Linked DNA regions of Homo sapiens: region 1 is linked to region 2. Evidence: read pairs that join two places in POLR2A ChIA-PET (ENCODE). Cell type or tissue: HepG2. All regions are shown on one strand. Region 1 has its middle 29 kb from the start of KIAA0232. Region 2 overlaps LOC124900653 (a long non-coding RNA gene).

What was found. Peaks named below come from ENCODE experiments on the same cell type or tissue, not always from the same donor. Only the 100,000 strongest peaks of a DNase experiment are listed, where the experiment ranks them.
Region 1: POLR2A ChIA-PET joins it to region 2 with 5 read pairs; 2 of 35 experiments call an interaction of 5 or more read pairs at or near these places.

The regions. Positions count from the first base shown.
Region 1 is chr4:6,751,608-6,755,607 of GRCh38, forward strand. No RefSeq gene overlaps it. Among named protein-coding and RNA genes, the nearest start is that of KIAA0232, 29 kb to the right of the region's middle. In HepG2, no CTCF peak of the experiment used is centred here; DNase peaks (open chromatin) are centred at 167, 353, 1,644 and 3,754; H3K4me3 peaks cover 1,611 bases.
Region 2 is chr4:6,631,721-6,635,720 of GRCh38, forward strand. It overlaps LOC124900653 (a long non-coding RNA gene), which reads right to left. Exons shown (of 2, transcript XR_007058007.1): 2 at 1-4,000. Among named protein-coding and RNA genes, the nearest start is that of MRFAP1, 7.0 kb to the right of the region's middle. In HepG2, no CTCF peak of the experiment used is centred here; DNase peaks (open chromatin) are centred at 1,431 and 2,031; H3K4me3 peaks cover 413 bases.

The DNA of each region.
Region 1 (4,000 bases), 120 kb after region 2:
AAACAATTATAGAAATGTGGAACGGTGAGAGGCCAGGGTGAAAAAGAAAGTGAAACTCCCCCCTAATTCCCAGCCCAGAGACATCGCCGTGTAAACTGTAAACAGGTAAACACTGCTGTGTAAACTCCCCGAGGAGCGCAGACCAGCAGAGGTGTTTAGAGCACAGGCCCAGGATCAGGTTGGCCTGGGAACCAATCCTGCCTCCGCAGGCAAAGCCTTAGCTGACCTCTCTGAGCCTTGATTTTCTGTAAGCGAAATTCATGAGAGCAGGGCCTACGTCACAATGTTGCTGGAGGAATTAAGGAATATACCAAAAGCATTGCCATCAGTGAGTTACAACAGGCAAAGTGCTCGAAGCAGGACACAGGAAGTGCTGGAATCATGTTAGGTTGTACTGTAAACACCCGACAGAAACCACAAAGGGGAATGCACAACTCACTATGCGCCAGGTAAGGGCTTTGCATCTGTCTCATTTAATCCTCCCCCAAGCTCTGTGAGGTAGGTACTTTGATTATCCCCATTTTACAGATCTGAGAAACAAGGCTGAGAGAAGTTGAGTGTCATAGAAGCACTATCCATAATAGCCCAAAGGCAAATGGAGCCCGAATGTCCATCGACAAATGAATAAATCCATCATGATATATCCAATATACATAAAAAGGAATGAAAGACCAGGCATGGTGGGTAACGCCTGTAATCCCAGCCCTTTGGGAGGCTGAGGCAGGAGGAGGCCAGGAGTTCGAGACCAGCCTGCGCAACATGGCGAAACCCCGCCTCTACAAAAAATACAAAAATTAGCCAGGCATGGTGGCATGTCCCTGTAGTCTCAGCTGAGGCAGGAGGATGGTTTGAGTCTGGGAGGCAGAGGTTGCAATGAGCCAAGATTTCACCAGTGCACTCCAGGCTGGCAACAGAGCATGACCCTGTCTCAAAAAACTTAAAAAGGAATGGAATACTGACATGTGCTACAAAACAGAGGAGCCCTGAAAACATTATGCTAAGTGAAAAAAGCCAATCAGAGAAGACCACATGTTGTATGCTTCCTTTTCTATGAAATGTCCAGAATAAGGAAGTCCACAGAAACAGAAATAGATTAGTGGTTGCCAGGGAATGGGGGAAGGAGGGTGTGGGGACAGACTGCTTAATAGGTAACGGGGTCTCCTTCGGAATTAGAGATGGTGGTCGCACAGCGTTGTGAATGTACTAAACGCCACCGAATTGCTCACTTTAAAATGACTAATCTTGAGTTTAACCTCGATTAAAATTTAAAAAATGAAAAAGGAAGAAAGGGTGAGGGACTTGCCCAAGCTCGGGCCACACAGCCAGTGATGGTTCTCCTTCTGGGCAGACCGGAGACCACCTGGCAGAGCCCTTTGTTTGTAGTGTTTCTGCCCATCACCATGACCCCGATTTCCAGAGTGGAGTCGCCAGGTCAGAGGTGGCAACCTGTACATGGATGACACACTGGGGGACTGGGCCTCGCCCTGCGGGGGGACCTGGGTGGGTGGGAATGCCAGCTGCCCGGCCAGAATCCCACGAGACTGGTCAGTGCAGTTGTCCCCAGAGCCCAGCGGGGTGGAGGGCGGGGCTGCCCTTTGGCCTGCACTTTTTGGTTAAGCCTGTGCTTTCAACACCCGCCTCCTGCCTGCCTGGGTTATATTTAATCCTGCTCGCTTCCGGAAACCAGGACTCCGAGGACAGCGTGGCCTCCTTCTGGCTCCAGAGCCCTGTGGGGTCCGCCACGGCACGGACCTGCCTTTGGTCACCGTGCAGCCTCAGAACCCTGCTGTGCTTTCTGAGCCCCAGATTCCCCATCTGAAAACAGATGCGACAATGGCCCAACCACAGGGAGGTTTCGATGGGAGGATGGACCTGCGGGGCCGGCTCAGAGCTAGGCCTATTCAGATGAAGGCACCAGGAAAGGAACTGTTCGTTCACTTGCCCCTAAGATGTTCCGGGTTTCTCTTGCGGTACCTTGGAAAGTTGATTGTGGACCTAGAAATATGTCCAAGGTCTATCATTACACGGAAAAGCAAGCGCAATGGGTGAGGGGGCCCCTAGCAGACACTCAAGTGGGAGCTATTATTATTTATTTGGGCTTTTGATGTTTGTTCCATGTATGTTTCCATACACAGGGAACATTTCTAGAAGACTTCATGAGAAACTGTGAACAGCAATTAGTTCCTTCTGGGGATGGGCAAGGAATGAGATTTTTCACTCAATACCTTTCTGTTCTCTTGAAAGTTTTCACCATGAGCATGTGTTACTTTTATAGTAATAGTTTAAAATAACATTAAACTCGGAAATAAAAAATGTTCATTATTATGACCCTTTCAATTAACGGAAGAGGAAAATGGCACCCAGCCTCACATCCTCCAAGAAGTCCTCCTGATAGCCCAGGCACCCGGCTTCTCCCAGGCAGAAGGGATCACCCTACCCATCACTCTGTTTCCTTGTCTGCCTCTCCTATGAAACTAGCAGGCTGGGAGGGATGGGCCTGTCTGACTCGTCCCTGAGTCCGTAGCGCCCAGCCCTGATGAGTGGCACTGGTGGGCACGGATGAGTGAAGGAACGAGGCTCCCAGAGGCTAAGCCAGCTGACCGGGATCACAAAGTAAATGGTTTTGCAGGGTGAGACCCTGGTCTCTGGGCTCCAACTCAAACATACCCTGACTTCTCTAGGCCAGCTCCCATCCACTTACCAGAGATGTCTAATAGGGGCAGCCTGAGAATTGTCCAGACGGCCTCAGGCATCCTGCAGGTGCTATGGCATTTGGAGTTTGGGAGAAATAGTTGTTCAGGCTCCAAGTGGGAGCTGGGGATGCCCAAGGTGTGGAAAATGCCAGAGGGTGGTCCAAACAGAGCCAACTAGAGAGGCCACCAAAAAAGAGTGGTTTGTTCTCCCTATTTCCTTACCTGACACTTTAAAATTAAGATTTCAGCCTCCTAAATCAGGTACAAACTTTTCTGATGATGGCAAAGTCCCTCTCAGGTGAAGAGCAGCTGCCGCTGCCTGGAAGGCTTTAGAACCCAAAGGTCTGGTAAGACAGCTCTTATGAACCCATTTTGCAGATGGGAAAACCGAGGATCAGAGAGATGTAATGCTTTGAAGAGCAAGGTCTCACATTGACCCTTCAGAGTCTAGAATGTCTGTGTTGACACCAGTGTCCCACATGACACGGCTTTGAGTCAGGCTGCCTGGGTTTCTAATCATTCCTAATTCATAAGTCTGAATTAATAGTTTAAAATAACATTAAACTCTGAAATAAGGAATGTTTGTTATTATGACCCTTTCAATTAATGGAAGAGGAAAATGGCACCCAGCCTCACCTCCTTTGAGTCAGGCTGCCTGGGTTTCTAATCATTGGAAGATTAAATAACATAGTGCAGTATACAGAAGGCACTTAAGGCTACTGCCTGGCACAAGGTAAGCACACAATAATAACTACCATTAGTGGCTGTTGGTGTGCCATTGCAGAGGCAGATTTTTGGGGTGTGTATGGCCTTTATTGGTGACACTCCCAACATGTGTCCATATACCCCTTGGAAGCATCAGTGTCTCATCACCCTGTCCCCCAACCTTCCATTGCAGGAAGAGGCTCCAACCCTACCTTAGAAGAGCTGGGGCCTCTGTGAGCTCCACCCACCCTGGGGGCAGCAGCTGACCTGGCTCTGGCCCTTTGGCCTGCTGCCTGCACATGGTCAGTGCTGCCAGAGAGCCTGGCCTGCCCAGAGAGGGCTGACCTTGACCTCTAAACTGGACCTAGGGGATGTCTTCTGGGCAGACCTTCAACCAACAGCAAACATCATTTCCACGTGCCTTCAAACAAACAAGTACAAATTACACTCCTAAATTACAGAGACTGGGAAAACTACCTCCTCCTGCTCTGGTTTGCTTTTGAAGAGGTATCCTTGGAATCATGATCTTCAAACTTTCTGGACTCATATAAGCCTTAAACATTTTCGGTGGCTAGGCATGGTGGATTGCTTGAGGCCAGCAG
Region 2 (4,000 bases):
ACTGGGCCTGCGCAAGTGCCTGAGAGGTGGCCTTTGGACATCAGAGGGCCAAATACTCCACCCTCAGATCATGCTAACACCACCATTTTCTGTACATAGGTCCTATGAAATGTCATGAACCCTGACTACACTTGTGCAAAATGAATCTGTTACTTTATTTTTCCCCACTGCCAATCACCTTTCCCCAAGACTTAAACCACCCCACTTCTCTAACCCATAAATATCCCTAAGCCTTATTTTCAGAGAAGTGGATTTGAGAGCTGTTTTCCCACATCTTCACCTGGTGCCCTTGAGAATAAGTATCTTTTCTTTTGCAGAACCCATGTCATAGTGATTGATTTACTGCACATGGGCAGAACGGACCTGGACCTGGCCAGTAACAGTCTTCTTGTCGTAGCCTCACATGGCAGAAAGTAGAGAGTAAGACCTCTTGCATCTTTTCTTACAAGGCACTAATCCTGTGATAGGTACCCCACCCTCATGACCAAATCTAACCCTAATCACCACCCAAAGGCCTCATCTCCAAATACCATCTCATTAGTGGTTAGGATCTCAACATAAGAACTTGCAGGGGACACAAACATTCGGTCCATAGCACCAGGCTTCTCCCCATCTCAGGCGGTGGCACAGCTCAGCCTCTGCATCTGCTCCCAGGACCAGCAATGTTGAACAGGTGCCCCTAGTAGGGACAGGTGAGTCCCAAAATTGGGGCTGAGCCCAGGAGGGTTCTTGGCTTTACCCAGAAAAGAATTTCAGGGCAAGCCGGTGGTGTTAGCAACTTTTATTGAAGCGGCAGAGTACAGCAGCAGCAGAGGTATCACTCATTGGCAGAGCAGGGCTGCCCATAGCCAATGTGCCCAGAGTAGCAACTCAGAGGCAGTTCCACAGTCATATTTATACCTGCTTTTTTTTTTCCGGGCAGACTTTCACTCTGTCACCCAGGCTGGAATGCAGTGGCACAATCTCAGCTCAGTGCAACCTCCACCTCCTGAGTTCAAGCTATTCTCCTGCCTCAGCCTCCCCAGTAGCTGGAATTACAGGCACGTGTCACCACACCCAGCTAATTTTTGTTATTTTTAGTAGAGATGGGTTTTCGCCATGCTGGCCAGGCTGGTCTCAAACTCCTGACCTCAGGTGATCCGCCCGCCTCGGCCTCCCAAAGTGCTGGAATTACAAGTATGAGCCACCATGCCCGGCCTATACCCACTTTTAATTATGTGAAAATTAAGGGGGGAGATTATACAGAAATTTCTAGAAATAGGGTGGTAACTTCTGGGTCATAAGGCTGTTGTCATGGAAAGTGGCAGTAATGTCCGGGTGTTGTCAGTGGGCATGGATTCTGTAGAGGTGCTTTTACCTCTTCCCCTGTTTAGCTAGTCCTCAGACTGGTCTGATGTCTGAGCCCTGTCTCCAGAGTCCCGCCTCCTGCCGTCTCACTAGGACTACACATGTGCAGGCAGCTCTAATCCTTCCCTGGAGGCCGCCCAGGTGTCCAGGGGCTGTGCTGCCTCTGGGAATCATTAAAGGTCGCTCTGTGCCCAAAGCCTCTCACACTGGGCCCTCAGCATCACGTCCTCTCCCAAGAGGGAACAAAACAATCCCTTCTCTGCTCTACTCTGCAGAATTTACAGCTGAGCCATAGGACTGGGAGTTCCAATTCTTCCCCCATGTCGCCCTGCCTTTCATCACTTGGTCCAGGACAAACTGTTCTCCAATTTCCAGCCTGGGGAAAAGCAAGTTCTGCCTCATGGCAGCATTTACCAGCTGAAACGCCCTGGTTTTGTTTGCACCTGTGTTTGTTCTCAGGCTACAGCTAATGATGCCCTGGGGCTGCCCACAGTCAAACTGGTTTGCAAAATTGCATCTTTGACTTCAACAATTTCTAAAGAATCTCTAAATTTATAAATAATTCACTCAAGAGAAAGAAAAATGAATCCAGACAAACTCTGCAATGCACCAAAGAAATGGAATCTACATAGAGATTGCACTATAGGTGAATGAGGCAAAAACAGGAAGCTATTGCAACATTGGGGGAGGCGGGAGTTGGTGGATGTGCATAAAGTCCTGGTCCCAGCCTTACAGAATGCTCACTCTTCTCAAGCACACACACAGAGTGTGCTGCAATTGCCCAGGCCGAAATTTTTACAAATTTCAGAGAATCACTATCAAACCGAACTCCATCTCTAAGAAGAATACAATTAAGTTAGACATCAGTAATAGAAGAGCATAAACAGCTCTAATGTGGTTGAAATTTTTAAAACACAGTTTTGGGTTTTTTTTCTGGTTTTTGGTTTTTTGTTCATTTGAGACAGAGTTTCGCTCTTGTTGCCCAGGCTGGAGCGCAGTGGCACGATCTCGGCTCATTGCAACCTCCACCTCCTGGGTTCAAGCGATTCTCCTGCCTCAGCCTCCCAAGTAGCTGGGATGACAGGTGCCCATCACCACGCCTGGCTAATTTTTGTATTTTTAGTAGAGACAGAGTTTCGCCATGTTGGCCAAGCTGGCCTCAAACTCCTGTGATCTGCCTGCCTCGGCCTCCCAAAGTGCTGAGATGACGGGCATGATCCACTGCGCCTGGCCAAAGCACAGTTCTAATAATTTATGGATCAAGAAATCATAATTGGAATAAAAGTACACTTAGAACTAAATAATGAAAATGCCAATATCAAAAGCTGTGTGATGCAAGTAAAGTCATGCTTGATGGGAATTTAAGATCTTAAATGCTATGTTAGAAAAAAAAAACCCATTAATGAGTTGAGTTTCACCTAAGAAAATTTTTAAAAAGCACAGAATAAATCAAAGAAAGTAGAAAGGAGATAATAAAGATAAGAACAGAAATTAATGAAAGAGGCTGGGCATGGTGGCTCACTCCTGTAATCCCAACAATTTGGGAGGCCAAGGCAGGTGGATTGCTTGAGGTCAGGAGTTCAAGACCAGCCAGGCCAACATGGCAAAACCCCATCTCTACTAAAAATAAAAAAATTAGCTGGGTGTGGTGGTGGGTGCCTGTAATCCCAGCTACAGGAGGCTGAAGCAGAAGAACTGCTTGAACCCGGGAGGCAGAGGTTGCACTAAGCCGAGATCGCACCACCGCACTCCAACCTGGGCGACAGAGTGAAACTCTGTTTCAAAAAAAAAAGAAAAAGCAATTCGAAAGAAATAAATAAAAGAGAAAACAAAGAAACGCTAGCTCATCAGTCCCTGGATGCATGTTGTGCACCTGGCATTTCTGCCCTGCACAAGAACACCTGGAGGAGTGGGGCCCAATCTAACCTCACCCCAGGGAAGAGGTGCTGTTTTTGAACTCATCCACCTTTCGGGAGCCATTTGGTTTTTTGATGGGTTTATTTCCTCCCGTTTAAATAGCAGTTTAAAGCAGTTTTGGGTTCACAGCAGAAAGTATAGAGACCTCCCATACAACATCTGTTCCCCAACCTGCATACCCTCCCCTTCCCATCAACATCTCCCACACAGCGGTAAGTTTGTTGCAACTGATGCATCCACATTAATGCATCATAATCACCTGAAGTCCTTAGTTTACCTAAGTGCTCACTCTTGGTGCTGTACATTCTATGGGTTTGGATGAATGGATAACGACATGTGTCTACCATTATGGTATCATACAGAGTAGTTTCACCACTGCCGTAAAAATCCCGTGGCTCCCCCCATTCATCCCTCCCAATCCACTCAGATCTTTTTACCATCTCCAAAGTTTTACCTTTCCTAGAATGTCATACAGTTGGAAGTATACAATATGGAGTCTTTTCAGATTGACTTCACTTAAATAATATGCATTTTAGTTTCCTCCATGTCTTTTCATGGCTTGATGACACATTTCTTTTTAATGCTGATTAATATTCCACTGTCTGGATGTACCACAGTTTTTGTATCCATTCACCTATGGAAGGACATCTAGATTGCTTCCAAGTTTTGCCAACTACAGTTAAAGCTGGTAGACACGTCCACCTGCAGATTTCTGTGCGAGCCTAAGTTTCCAACT